Regions from separate parts of the Homo sapiens genome. Here all the other regions are linked to region 2. The links are chromatin contacts, found by Hi-C or POLR2A ChIA-PET in ENCODE. All regions are on one chromosome and are shown on one strand. Each heading gives the region's core, a stretch centred on a gene start or an enhancer-like site at or near the end of the contact. The rest is flanking DNA. Distances are from core to core; before and after follow the strand shown. Region 1 holds the start of VASH1 (vasohibin 1). Region 2 holds the start of LINC01629 (long intergenic non-protein coding RNA 1629). Region 3 has its middle 21 kb from the start of ZDHHC22.

The links. A loop is a pair of places that touch in the nucleus more often than their neighbours do. ChIA-PET counts read pairs that join two places held with the same protein, here RNA polymerase II (POLR2A). Pooled maps may share reads with other maps.
Region 1: a loop to region 2 is called in a map of endothelial cell of umbilical vein, with 4 times the contacts of the local background. The contact joins the promoter of VASH1 here to the promoter of LINC01629 in region 2. A Hi-C loop is called at or near these places in 1 of 168 maps with a recorded cell type or tissue (endothelial cell of umbilical vein) and 6 of 50 pooled maps. POLR2A ChIA-PET finds 5 or more read pairs at or near these places in 3 of 52 experiments (BJ, T-cell and activated naive CD4-positive, alpha-beta T cell).
Region 3: a loop to region 2 is called in a map with no recorded cell type, with 13 times the contacts of the local background. The contact joins the enhancer-like site here to the promoter of LINC01629 in region 2. A Hi-C loop is called at or near these places in 2 of 168 maps with a recorded cell type or tissue (B cell and PC-9), 24 of 37 single-sample maps with no recorded cell type and 13 of 50 pooled maps. POLR2A ChIA-PET finds 5 or more read pairs at or near these places in 7 of 52 experiments (B cell, CD4-positive, alpha-beta T cell, CD4-positive, alpha-beta memory T cell and 4 more).

The regions. Positions count from the first base shown.
Region 1 is chr14:76,758,956-76,763,150 of GRCh38, reverse strand. VASH1 (vasohibin 1) reads right to left here and starts at 1,683. Exons shown (of 7, transcript NM_014909.5): 1 at 21-1,683. The coding sequence starts at 329. RefSeq lists silencers at 1,157-1,426, 1,527-1,716.
Region 2 is chr14:76,956,949-76,961,298 of GRCh38, reverse strand. LINC01629 (long intergenic non-protein coding RNA 1629) reads right to left here and starts at 1,661. Exons shown (of 3, transcript NR_133913.1): 1 at 1,546-1,661. RefSeq lists enhancers at 1-153, 154-688, 1,771-1,840, 1,881-2,060.
Region 3 is chr14:77,118,624-77,123,361 of GRCh38, reverse strand. No RefSeq gene overlaps it. Among named protein-coding and RNA genes, the nearest start is that of ZDHHC22, 21 kb to the left of the region's middle. RefSeq lists enhancers at 1,440-1,619, 2,000-2,229, 2,240-2,299, 2,310-2,509. Within about 2 kb of position 2,446, at least 16 of the 41 ENCODE cell types and tissues checked have a DNase peak (open chromatin) inside an H3K27ac peak, as active enhancers do; they include B cell, CD4-positive, alpha-beta T cell and GM12878, where a contact is called at or near this core.

The sequences.
Region 1 (4,195 bases), core at 434-2,933, 200 kb after region 2:
CCCTGACCCGTGTGTCTCACCTTGGGCAGGTCTGTGGCCCCACGGATCCGTTGCGCCACCTTCTCTCCATCGGGGTGGATCTTGGCCACGTGTTTCCACATCCTTTCCCAGGTGGCCTCATCCACAGGTAGCCCACCCCGGTTGACAAAGAAGGGGACGCCTCCGTCTCGCAGGTCCTCTTCCCCTTCCTCTTCTGGCTCCTCATCTCTCTGGGCTGAGGTTCCTTCGCTGGTCTCCAAACGCCTGACCCCAGAGGGGGCGGTGGCCGCAGCGGACGTTGGAGTGGCACCGCTGCTGCCACCCCCAGCCACCTTCTTCCCCCCTGGCATCCCTAAATCTTCGAGGGGGGTGGTGGAGGCGGGAAAACAACTGGCTCACAAGAGGCCTCCCACACACCGGCTGCAGAGATAACACATGGCCAGAGTGCAAGGCGCCTTTAAGAAATCAGGGCGTGGCTCCTGTACAATAAAATACGACTTGATAAAAAAAATCAGTGCAATAAGGTGAATTAGGGTCCGAGGGGGTGGGTTGTCTGGGGTCAGCCTTGGAGGCCTTGTTCTGTTTGAAAAACGGAATAAAGAGAACACACCCCAACTTGGCAGCCGTCACAAAGCACCCCCATCTAACTGCGAGAACAATGACGGGCAGCAGTGAGGGCTGGCAGAGCGGAGAAAAGTCGGAGGGAAACTGAGGCCAGACAGCTCGGACCAGCGGCTGCAGAAAGGACAGAGTCAAGGCACGGGTGCCCACTGGGCGCCCTGGGTCTCAGTTTCGGAGGGAACAAAATCCCCTACACAACTCTCGCACGCTCACATCTGCGCGCGCCCCAAGGAAGACCGAGGCGACTCCCGGCCGCGCGAGCTCGGAACCAAGACCCCCGGGCGGGAGAGCGGCGCTGGGGGGCGATTTCTCCGACGCGACGAGACAAGTCCGGGAGCCAAGACTCGCAGCTGGCCGGGAGCGGGGAGGGGGCGCGCGCCGACGCGCACATTCCCCGCCTGCGGCCAACTCCCTGCACAAAGTGGGCTTTGTCTGGGTCCCCTGTCCCCTCGTCCCCAGAAACAGCGGCGGAGTCCCCAGAAAGGGAGCGGGCGCGGCGGGGAGGCGAAGGCTGCGAGCCCCGAGGCCCAGCGGGTCCCCACTCGGGCGCGTCTCAGCGGGAGGACGGCTGGCACCTGGCGCCGCGCTGCACCAGCCGAGCCATCGCAGGGCACGGGGCCCGCGGCTCAGCGGGACCGGCTCGGGCGGCGCGCAGGGGCCAGGCTGAGGTCACTGAGCGGCGGGCTGCGGCCGCGGGGTCGCTGCCTGGGACTGGCTGCAGCATGGGCGGTGGCGCGGCCCGGGCGGGCGGAGGATGCTCCGTGGCTGTTCGCTCGGGCTGCAGCTGCCCTGGCTGAGGGTGGAGGAAGGACCGCGGGGCGGGGACCGCAAGCCCGGAGGCTCGCGCAGCCTCGGCCGGCGGATGTAGCTGGAGGCGAGTGACGAAGCCGGGCGAGCGCGCGCTGCGCTGGTGCCTGGGGAGCAGCCCGCCAACGCGGAGCCCGCCAACGAGAAGCCCACCAGCCGATCGCTGCTCGGCGAAGCTGGGGCCGCCGCTGCTGCAGCCCCGCCGCCCCTGGGCCCCGCTGCCGCCGACCACGTCCCCTGCCAGCCAGCCGCCCACCAGGCTCGACTACGGCCCGCGCCGCGCATGCGCTCCGTCCCCCCCTTAAAGGGCCAGCGCCTTCGCGCCCAGTCCTCCGCCCCCCGCGGCGGTGCCTCTGTCCCAAGTTACCCCAAGGACGCCGGTGGGCATTCGCTCCCTCCTCACCCAGCTGTCAGGGCGCCGCGAAGCCGGTGCGAAGCTGCGGAGGACGTTTTCAACGTGCCAGAGGGAGCGCAAACTCCATGGAGATTCCTAGCGCAGAAGGAATTCCTGCGGTCGGGAATTTCTTGAAAAAGATTCTTCGCAGGGGCCCTGAGCCGGTAGGACCGAGAGCACTGGCCTGGAAGACTGGGATTCTAGACCGGATTCAGTGCCTGTGTTGCTTTGGGACGTTCAGCAGTTCCCTTCCCTCTGTAGGCCTCAGTTTCCCCATATCCCAGCCGAGGTGGTCACAGTGAGTGAGCGCAGAGTCCCTCCCAGCGCGCACAGTTCTTAGAGGAGGACATCTAGGGATTGAGACGGGGGGTCACTATCTCTGGAAACGAAAAGGGTTAAAAGTCACCCTGTTTTATTCGATTGCCTGCACTGGTGGGAATGGGGTGCGCAGAGCTCACCCCTAGACCATCTGCCTAGACCGGGCTTTGGACGCTCTGGACCCCGCGGACCAGGGTGGGACCGCGACGTGGGCGTGGGAGGCAATGCTTGGGGAGGGTCCGCTGGCCTAGAGGAAGGTGAAAGTACAACCAGCTGTGGTGCGTGGTTGGACACTGGACGCACCCTCCGCCTCCCTCATGCCATAGAGTTGTAAATGGTGGGAAAGGCACTATCTCTAGGCTGAAGCCAAGAACTTTAGGAAGAGACGGCCGAGTGTGTGCTTTAAGATGCTCCCCCTCTCCCCTGCCTGTAGTTAGCATGAATCACAGTCTTGTGGGAGAATGCAGATTCCTTGGCCTTAGCCGGCAGATTCAGATTCCTTAGTTGTGGGGTCGTTGCATTTCTTGACAAGCTGAGGTTACTACACAAGGGCTGGGTTAAAGGCCTTAGAGAGACCCCAGGGCCTCAGTGGTTTCACATCTGTTCTCTAAAGCTGTCCCTAGTATCTGAACTTTCTGGGTACCCTGTGCTCCCGTAGCAACCTCTTACTACCTCCAGGGTCAGAAACCAAGGGTTATCAGTGATGGGAAGGATTGCAAGACTCCAAGAAAGTTAGTTCAGCCTGGATCTTCTTAAACTCACTAAGGCAAGAAGACTCCAAGCGTAGAAAAATCACTAGGGATCAACAACTATCACCCTGTATTGTATAAACCAAGTCTCAGAGGGTAATTTCCCCAAACTCACACAGCTAGTAAGTGGCAGAGCTAGAATGTGAACAGAAGTCTTACTTCTTCAGACACTTGTTTTTCACTCTATACATTGCTTCTTGTGTTAGCCAAGTGGTGCTGGTTTTAAAATTGGCTTGCAAGCTCTTGACCATTCTTTTCAAAAGATGGGATCTAATTCCTTTCCCCCTGAATGTGGGATGTACTTGGTGACTGGTGTCTAATGAATAAAGTGTGATGAAAGTGAAGCTGTATGACTCTTAAGACCAGGCCATAAAAAGGAGACAGCTTCTTCTTGGTTCCTCAGAAGAAACCAGCTACCATGTTGTGAAGAAGCCCAAGCCACATGGTGAGGCCACATGAGGGTGTTCTCGCTGACAGCTGCTGCTGGGCTCTCAGCCAACAGCCAGAGTCAATCACCAGATCATGGCAAACCGAGACTTCAGGTCTTGCCAGCCCTCGGCCTTTAAGTCTTAGAGTTGAGGTCCCAGACATGGAGCAGAGAACAACCAGCCCTGCTGTGCCCTGTCTGACTTTCTGTCCCACAGAAATTGAGAGAGGATAAGTGACTATTCTCGTTTTAAGCTGCTAAGTTTTGGACTAACTTGTTACGCAGCATGAGATAATACCATGTGTTTTCTGAAATGACAAATAAAATAGATGTAGGGTATTCATTCAAAGAGTAAGTACTCATAGAACATCTTCTATGTGTTTGACTCTGTACTGGGCACTGGAGAAGCAGTAGTGAACAAGAGGGACATGGCCTTTGCTCTAGTTGGACTTATGGCCTACTAGTGGAGGAGATAGTTAAGCATGATTTCCATAAGGTGCTCTGCCAGAGGGTTATTCAGGAAGCTGTGGGAGTGCATACCCAGAGCAACTTCCCAATCAGGTGAGGAGCTGGGAAAAGAAGAAATGAGTTGGGTACAAGGTCAGCATGGACTAGGCTAGAGAATTTTCTGGCATGTGTGCATAGAAGTGGAAGAGGGTATGTGTCAGGCAAGGGGGCTTGCAAATAGATTAGAAAATGGTGAAACTGGAAAGAGATGTGTATAACCCAGTCTTATCTAAGCCAAAAGCCCAGAGAGAACAAGTGACTTAACCTGGTATGGCACAACTTTTGAATTGGTCTCAGATCCTGGGTCCTTCATCAAGCCCTCCCATGACTCCCCACACCTATGCCTTGGGAACAACTCCTCCAACAGACACTTGGGTAACTCCTTATTTGGCT
Region 2 (4,350 bases), core at 412-2,911:
CTGCACTTCAGCCTGGGCGACAGAGCTAGACTCTGTCTAAAAAAAAAAAAAAGAAAAGAAAAAAAAATAGCAAAGGGAATGGAGCACATTTCGGTGTGAAGGTGTGAAGCGTATGGAAAAGTGGAGGTCAGTGGTTCCCCTACAGGCACTCCTGGGGTGCTGCAACCAAATGCTAGGACAGAGACCCCCACCCCCACCCCACTGCCGACACATACACAAAGGGCACACTTTGGTCTCCACTCCTCTATTTTCCAGAGCAGTGGCTTTCGAACATTTGAAATCAAGACCTGCACTAAGAAATGCGTTCCTATCTCAACCCATTACTCAGACAAGCATACTACCCTGAGGCAAAAACTTTATGAAATTAAACGTTCCTTTTAACCTGCACTTCTATTCTTACATTCTCTTCTATTTCCTTTTTTTAAAAAAAATTCTGGCTGGGCGTGGTGGCTCACGCCTGTAATTCCAGCACTCTGGGAGGCCAAGGCATGCGGATCACTTGAGGCCAGGAGTTCGAGACCAGCCTGGCCAACATGGCAAAACCCCGTCTCTACTAAAAATACAAAAAATTAGCCAGATGTGGTGGCAGGTGCCTGTAACGCCAACTACTTGAGAGGCTGAGGCTGGAGAATCACTTGAACCCAGGAGGTGGAGGTCAGTGAGCCAAGACTGTGAAACTGCACTCTAGCCTGGGCAGAGACTAGAGACTCTAGCCTGGACAGAATGAGACTGTCTCAAAAACAAACAAACAAAAAAATTCTGTGTATGACTATGATCCCTTAACTTGATTTCATGACCCACGAATGGATCTCAACCTACAACTGGAAAAACCCACTACTCTGGAGGAGCTGATTCCGTACTCTGCTGGATCTTCAATTCCTGACCGCTGGAAATTGGCTGCAATTTTCCTGGTGAGTTCCTCCCTCCATGTTCTCCTCACTAATACACCCTACACCAGACCTCCAGTCCTAAAAGCCACCACCTGCTTCACGTCACCACACCTGTGCCAATCAGATTTCCTCTGTTCCCTCTTGGACCTTCAGGGACCTCCAGGATAAATGCCAGGATCCCAGTTACTGGCAGACTGAGAGAAGGATGACAGCCCCAAAAGATCACGAGGTTCCTATCTGTTCATATTTGGTGGGCAGCTTTCGTCTGCAAGAACAAAATACAAGCCGGGTGAGGCGGCTCACATCTGTAATGCCAGTACTTTGGGAGGCCGAGGCAGGCGGATCACCTGATGTCAGGAGTTTGAGACCAGCCTGACCAACATGGCGAAACCCCATCTCTACTAAAAGTACAAAATTAGCCAGGTGTAGTGGTGCATGCCTGTAATCCCAGCTACTCGAGAGGCCGAGGCAGGAGAATCGCTTGAACCCGCGAGGCGGAGGTTGCAGTGAGCCGAGATCGCACCACTGCACTCCAGCCTGGGCGACAGAGAGAGACGCTGTCTCAAAATAAATAAATAAATAAATAAATAAATCAATAACAAAATACATAACTCAAGCAATTTAAACAGTGAGGGGTAAAACTGAAATCACATACCAGGAAGCCCAGAGGTCTGCGGTTCCAGGGTTGGTAAATGAAGTGACCACTCTATGTCTATTTCTCTCTTGTCATTGACACCCTTTGGAAGTGTCTTTTTCTACCTTAGTCTCAGTATGACAAGAGTGCTATGTCAGGGGGCTTTTGTAGGTAGCAGAAGGGAAGGGTGAGGCCAGGGTTTCAGCTGGCTGGGCAAGTGGGTGAGTCACTAAGTGGCTGGGCCCCTTTAGCCCCATGTAAGGACAGGCTGCAGCCACCCACTGCCCGCCCCAACTGTGTCTGGACAGAAATGGACATGTCTGCTTTGCAGCAGCCACGCCTCATGCTGGGATAAACCTATGAATCAGGAAGGCCACAGATGCTATCACCCGTTTCTCTCCACCAGTTACAGGCCCCGAAAGCAGAAATGGCTGTGGCCTCACCTACGAATCCTGAATGGCGAACCCAGCATCCTGTCTCTAGCTCAGTGCTGGATTCCCTGGAGCAGGAGTGCCAAATGTGGCAGTGAGGGAAACTCTTTGGTTCTCCCTTCCACTTTGGGCTCATTCTAAGTCTATTCTCTAGGCACTGAGACCCCTCATGTTGATTTCTTCTGCCTACATGGGCCTGTTGTCTGTCGGTTTTCCCAGGAAGAGCTGGGAACTTGAGGGTTGGGGTGGGTGGGTATAATGGTGGCAGAGTCTCCCCCGGTTTCTGTGTCTATGGTAGTACCTGATAGCACAGACCTTGCCTTAACCTAGGTCTAGTAGCATGTGGGACTGTGTGTGAACTGGAAGGAACATGAGTGCCACTTCCCTTACTATGTAGATGTGGAGCCCCAGGCTCAGAAGGGGATAGTGATTTGCCCAAGGCCACACGGCTCCTTAGCAGCAGAGGCATACACTGGGGTTTCCTGGACTTCAAGCCTCCACTCTTTTGCCACTCCCACCTGTGGGGATCCCTGCTTTGCCCCCTAATTGGCTCCACCTCCCAAAGTCATCATAAATGGCCCAGGTGAGAGTGGTGCCCTGTTGCTAGGGGCTACCGGGTCCAGGCAGTAACTCAGATGCCTGCCCCAGGAAAACCCTGACAGTGGAGGAAACGCCTGTGTTTCTATCCCAAGCTGGTTTGCCTCGCTCCTGCTGAACACAGTAAAAAGAAGGTAGAATCCACACTGCAGGCCCTGAGACAACAAATGCTCACCCTTCTGAGGAAAGCTGCCTTTAACAAAGGGGAGTAGGGCTTGGCTGGCCCTGGAAAGAATTTGCTACGGGTGCTGGTGTTAGGGAGGGTATGGTACCAGCCAGTGTGTAGGAGTTCTGCTCATGGGAGGGTGTACCGGGTGTGTGCTGATTCCTCTGTGTGTGCCCAGGAAGACGGCAGCTAGTGTAGACAACCAGGGAGTGCCTGACTGGCAGCTGGAATGCCAGGGTTCTCTCAGCCACCTGTCGGTCCTGTGACCTTGGGACTTAACCTCCCAGTCTCAGTTTTTCTCAGCTGCAAAATGGGGATGCTAAGAATCTCCTTCACAAGATTGCTAAAGAGGTAAAACGAATGGATGTGCATATTCTCCCAGCGGCTGGACAAAGTGGCTTATGCCTATAATTCCAGGACTTCAGTAGGCAGACGCAGGAGGATCACTTGAGCCCAGGAGTTCAAGACCAGCCTGGGCAACATAGCAAGACCCTGTCCCTTCAAAAAAAAATTAAAAATTAGCTGGGCATGGTGGCATGCACCTGTAGTCCCAGTTACTCAGGAGGCTGAAGGGGGAGAATCTTTTGAGCCCGCGAAGTCGAAGCTGCAGTGAGCTATGATCGCGCCACTGTAGTCGAGCCTATGTGGCTGAGAGAGACCCTGTCTTAAAAAAAAAAAAAAAAAGTTGTTCACCCAGGGACACAGCATGAGGGCTGCTCTGGAGGTAGGGGCTGGCATGGAGTTGTGCTCCTCCCCCCTGGGCCCTCACTCTGCCTGCGGGTGTCAGGCAGTGTGTGGTCTGGGGAAGGGCAGGGCAGGGCACAGCAGCTCCCGAGCCCCTCGTCTGTGATTTCCTTCCTGACTTCCTTGGCTGCCCAAGGCAGCACTAAATCAGGTCACCACATCTCTCTCCTCACAGTAGGTGTCATGCAAACAGCTCCTGCCCAGCTCCCAATCCAGGTCACCATCTCCCCACCCACTCCCTTTTCTGGCAGCCAAGGAAAGGGCTTCTTGGTGCTTTTATTCTTAAGTGGCCGTTTATTAGACCCTGGCTATGTGCCTGACACTGGGCCTATTGCTTTAAGTAGAAATAACAGGCACCATTTGCTGCATGTGATATACCAGACCCCATCATGAAATTATCCTCTTTTAGGGAGATATGATCACCTCTATTTTATAAGTGTGGAAACAGGCTCAGGAAAGGTATCTCATTTAAGGTCCCTGTGGCAAGTGCAGAGCCTAGGCTGAGACCTAGATGTGGAGATGTGGCTGATTCCAGAGCCTGTGTTTTCAGCCCCTGAGGTCCCATGTTAGGGGACTGGTGGCAGAGGGTGGGATGGGAGCTGGGGGTGCCAGGGGAGGGAAGGTGTGCCACTTTGGCCTCAGAAACCCCAGGGTCACTCCAGGAGACAAGGTGAAGTCTGAGGGGAGGAGGCTGGGGCTGAGGGAGGGGGGTGGGGGGGACACACACACACTCACCCAGACACACGTATGACACACACATGACAGGCCCACAGGCCAACACAGATGCCCACAGACAGGGACAAAGACCCACCAGACAGGCGCAGGGATCAACATGCACTAAGACACATACACAGACTCAGCCATACACAAAAGACAGACACAGCCGCG
Region 3 (4,738 bases), core at 1,197-3,696, 160 kb before region 2:
GGAAACAAGGTGCAGAGAGGTTATATAACTTGCTAGGATCACACAGAGACCAGATCAAGATCTAAAGCCATGATATTTCCATCTCACCAAGATGTCTGTACTCCTGCTCTTTCCTTTGGCTAAAACGCTATTCCCCTTCCTCTCTATACCTGTATCAGGTGAACTCCCTTAAAACCCCTCTGCTCACATTACTGCTCTCCTATGTTGTCTCTATGTAACTGAAATAATCCCTAAAAGTTGTGTTCTTCATCTCAAATGAAAGGGCTGTTTGCAAATGGCTGACCAGGCACGGACAGCTTATGGAAGCTCTACCCTATGCCAAGGCTGAGATCTCAATCACTACTTAGATCTCAATCATCGTGAGTTCCTCTCAAGGTCTCAGGGAGCTCCTGCAGCTCTGGTCTGTGATTTTCCTTGGGCACCAGGCACAACCTTGCGTCACTACTTTTCCTGTGGGTCATGACTCCTGGCTCAGATGCCTAGGCTCCAAGGCCAGGGACCACATGTATCTTTCTATAGACCTGGGCCTCAACAACTGTTTGTTGCAGCCAGAGCCAGGACTAGGGTAAGTCAAGCAAGGGGTCATGTGTATGCTTATGCTGGCGGCAGCTGGGGAAAGCAGATGCAGGTGCTGTTGTTGTGGGTGAGCTCAGAAGTCTGAAGGTGGGTCGCTCAACGGGATAATCTGCTGCTGCTAACTCCCTCCTAGTGTGCTTGGGTGTGTTGGGGTGGACTTATAGTTTCATATTAAGGACTCTTGCCCTAATCAAAGGGTGCTAACCCCAAAGGTTATTAAAGCATTATCTTTGAAATGAGTAGGACATATCACCTTGTCTAGGCTTACGCACCCAGCTTTGGATGTTTAAGACCTACAGAGACCAAAACTGTCAAAGGGGCAATTGACTAACTGATTGTCATTGCTACCTCCCACAAGACTAGAAGGAGGGACCAGGTCTGTTTTAGCCACCATTTTATATCCACAGCTCAGTCAGCAGCTGGGACATAAACGTGTTGAAAATGTGTTTCCTTGAAATAATAATGACAATGCTTTGGTCAGGTAAGCTGCAGGAATCATTAATACTTTCAGAAGAAGGAGAAATGTTCGGGTTTTGGAATACAATTTTGGGAGGAAAGGTGTGAAAATCTGAGTGACAAGGACCATGTTTTTGAGGATTTTTAAAGGTCCCCAAAGTGGGACCTACCCCAGGGCTGACCTGTGGCCTTGTGTTGACTGGTGCCTGCTCACCTCTGATCCTGTGGGTCCAAGAACCTTTTTTTCCCTTGAATTAAATATTTCTGCCATGTTGACTTTTTTTTTTTTAAATCATTCAGTGCATACTGTCCCACATGTCCTGATCCCCATGCAACTGGTGGGGCCAGGAGCCAGTCTTGGCCACGGGCTGAGCAGAAGTGACATTGTCACTGCAGCCCAACCTGACTAGTACAATCAGCAATGTTAGTAATTTACTAGCTAGGAGCTTCACGGCACAATTGATGTTTATAAAATGCTTCAAGAATAAAATCAGCACAGGCTGGAAAGCATGATACTTCTAAATACACCTTGCCAAGACAAGCATCAACTTGGATATCCTTTCAAAAAAATAAAAGGCTTTCACCTTGAAGTTCACTCTCTCGGCCTGTGAGAGCCCAGGGGACCATTATTGAAAACACACAGTCTAAACCATGCCTGTCACTGTTTTGTCGGGCTGTGGGTATCCGGGGCTGTTTGTTGTGACGGTTCACTGCCCTTTCTCTGTGTTTTGCTGAAGTGAAACTCATTTGCATTTCCTGAGCAGCCCAGTGATGAGAGGAGAGGCCCAGAAACCTTGCTGGAGCTCAGAGGGGAAGCAGAATGAAATGTTAACCAGCAGGACCACCAGGCTTCTGGGGCCAAGTTTTCCTGCCATTTTTGAAGACAATGCAGGACTCGTTGAGGTTGTGGTGCTCCATTTGTGTGTAACTTCTTTAGGCTTCTTCTCTTCCCCTGACTGGGCAATGTACTCACTTGTGCAAGGGTTGAGTGGAGATGATAATTTCAACCCAGCTCTCTGTAGAGACATGATTATTGTGGTTTACCATCTACAAGTGGTGGCAGGTCTTGATTTTTCAGGGCTTCTGGTTTTTCACTCTCACCCTCAAATGAAGGGCAGGCCCCATGCCAAGCGCTCCCATCTGTCCACCCAGCAGGCAGGGGCTTTGTGGGCTGTCCCCAGAGAATGGAGGCCTTTGCTCTCTTCTGTTATAAAGACACCAGGATGAACAAACATGCTTCCAAGGCCACTGCAATTTTTGGGATCTAGTGAGTCTGTAGGAAATGTAACGGCAGCTATTTTTACTCTCATGCTCTCCAGCCACTCTGACTGCCTTGCTGGAAGGATAATAATCACTCCACCTGCCAGGGCCCTCACAAGGGCTGGCCGCAGGATCCCACTTTCGGTTTTCATTCTCCTTCATATTCTAACAGCTTCCTCCCACTCCCTGGGTTATCTTCATATTCTATGGGCCCTTCTTGCTTTTTTGCTCAACTCATCTCCTCCAGCTGCTGTAATTTAAGGCAGGAACCATACAGACTGTTCTTTCAAGCAATTCTGTCTTGCATAACCATCCTTTAGAAAGAGATAGGAAAGCCATGTGTTTTAAGAATAAAGGGGGGCCAGGCACGGTGGCTCATGTCTGTAATCCCAGCACTTTGGGAGGCTGAGGTGGGCGGATCACCTGAGGTTGGGAGTTCGAGACCAGCCTGACCAACATGGAGAAACCCCATCTCTACTAAAAATACAAAATTAGCCGGGCGTGGTGGCACATGCCTGTAATCACAGCTACCCAGGAGGCTGAGGCAGGAGAATCGCTTGAACCCGGGAGGTGGAGGTTGCCATGAGCCGAGATTGCACCATTGCACTCCAGCCTGGGCAACATGAGTGAAACTCCGTCTCAAAAAAAAAAAAAAAAAAAAGTAAAAAGAAAGAAAATAAAGGAAGGATTCTGAGAGGAAAAAACCAAAATGGTCACACATGGACCCACAGAACAGCTCCTTCCAGGAAGCCAGTCAAAGAGTAACCATCCTGGGTTGATATTTTCTCTCCTCTCATTCACTGTAAATGAGATTTTGGTAGAAGACAGTCTTAATTATCCCAAGCAGTCACAACCCTGAAGGGGCTGAATGCCATCACTTGAATTCCATCACTGGGTCTGTGAGCGGCGAGGCTGCCTTGCTCCGTAGAGCAGTTTTAAAACACTTTTGAGACATCACTTTTTTGCGTTGCACCTTCATCTCAGGATGTCAAGTGCATAGCGAGGATTATGCCCCTCCTCTTTTGATAAAGGAAACTGACGTAGCAGAGGTAAAGGCTGCAGGAGCTAGGGCACAGTCGTTGTTTTCTTCTGCCTCTTTCTCTCAGGGATTCTGATTGTGCTGTGTCACCCAGGCAGACTTCTCATCTCTAATCTCTCTTCTGGTGTAGATGAAAGGTTGACCCAAAAGGCTTGGACCAGAATAAAGACCTCACAAAGTATCACTGCATCTATGTCATCTCTGACTAGTGACAGTGAAAATAATGTTAAATCAACCCAAGTGGTTCTGTTTTTCGTTTGGCTTTTTTGTGAGACAGGGTTTTTGTCACCCAGACTGGAATGCAGTGGCATGATTTTGATTCACTGCAACCTCCGCCTCCTGGGCTCAAGTGATCCTCCCACCTCAGCCTCCAGAGTAGCTGGGACTACAGGTGTGTGCCACCACACCCAGCTAATTTTTGTATTTTTTAGAGAGACAGGGTTTCGCCATGTTGCCCAGGCTGATCTCAAAGTCCTAGGCTCAAGCAATCCATCCACCTCGGCCTCCTGAAGTGCTGGGATTACAGGCATGAGCCACTGCACGCAGCCCCAAATTGTTCCTTAAAACACATGAAGAGGCCAGGCACGGTGGCTCATGCCTGTAATCCCAACACTTTGGGAGGCTGAGGTGGGCGGATCACGGGGTCAGGAGATCAAGACCATCCTGGTTAACACGGTGAAACCCCGTCTCTACTAAAAATACAAAAAAAAAAAAAATTAGCGGGCATGGTGGTGGGCACCTGTAATCCTGGCTGAGGAGGCTGAGGCAGGAGAATGGTGTGAACCCGGGAGGTAGAGCTTGCAGTGAGCCGAGACAGCGCCACTGCACTTCAGCCTGGGCAACAGAGCGAGACTCCGATTCAAAAAAAAAAAAAAAAAAAAAACGAAGAAACATCATCCCTGGTTGTGCAGAGAGAAGTCTGAAAGGAAATAAGCTAACTAACACTCTCCCAAATACAAAAGTTACCTTCTTCATCTCAAATGAAATGAAAGGGCTGTTTGCAGATGGCTGACCAGAAAAGGAGATGATCTGATTTAACCCCAAATCATTCTCCTTTTGGGCCAGTAAGAATTCTTTGAGACCAGGTTTTTACATGGGAGGTAGTAAATCCACATTAGCTGCAACAAGATAATCATATGAAAGGCAACACCAATGCAGACTGGCAAAGAGCTTCTCCCAGAGTTCCATACAAAGAAGTTAAAAATCTGACAGAACACCGTACTATAAAACCATCTTACTGGAGGCCCTCAGAACCTCTTTTCTAAGCACCCCATGTTTTAAAAAATTTAAGCACCTGGGTGCGGTGGCTCACGCCTGTAATCCCAGCACTTTGGGAGGCCGAGGCGGGTGGATCACCCTGCCAAAATTCTCAGGAATTCGAGACCAGCCTGGCCAACATGGTGAAAC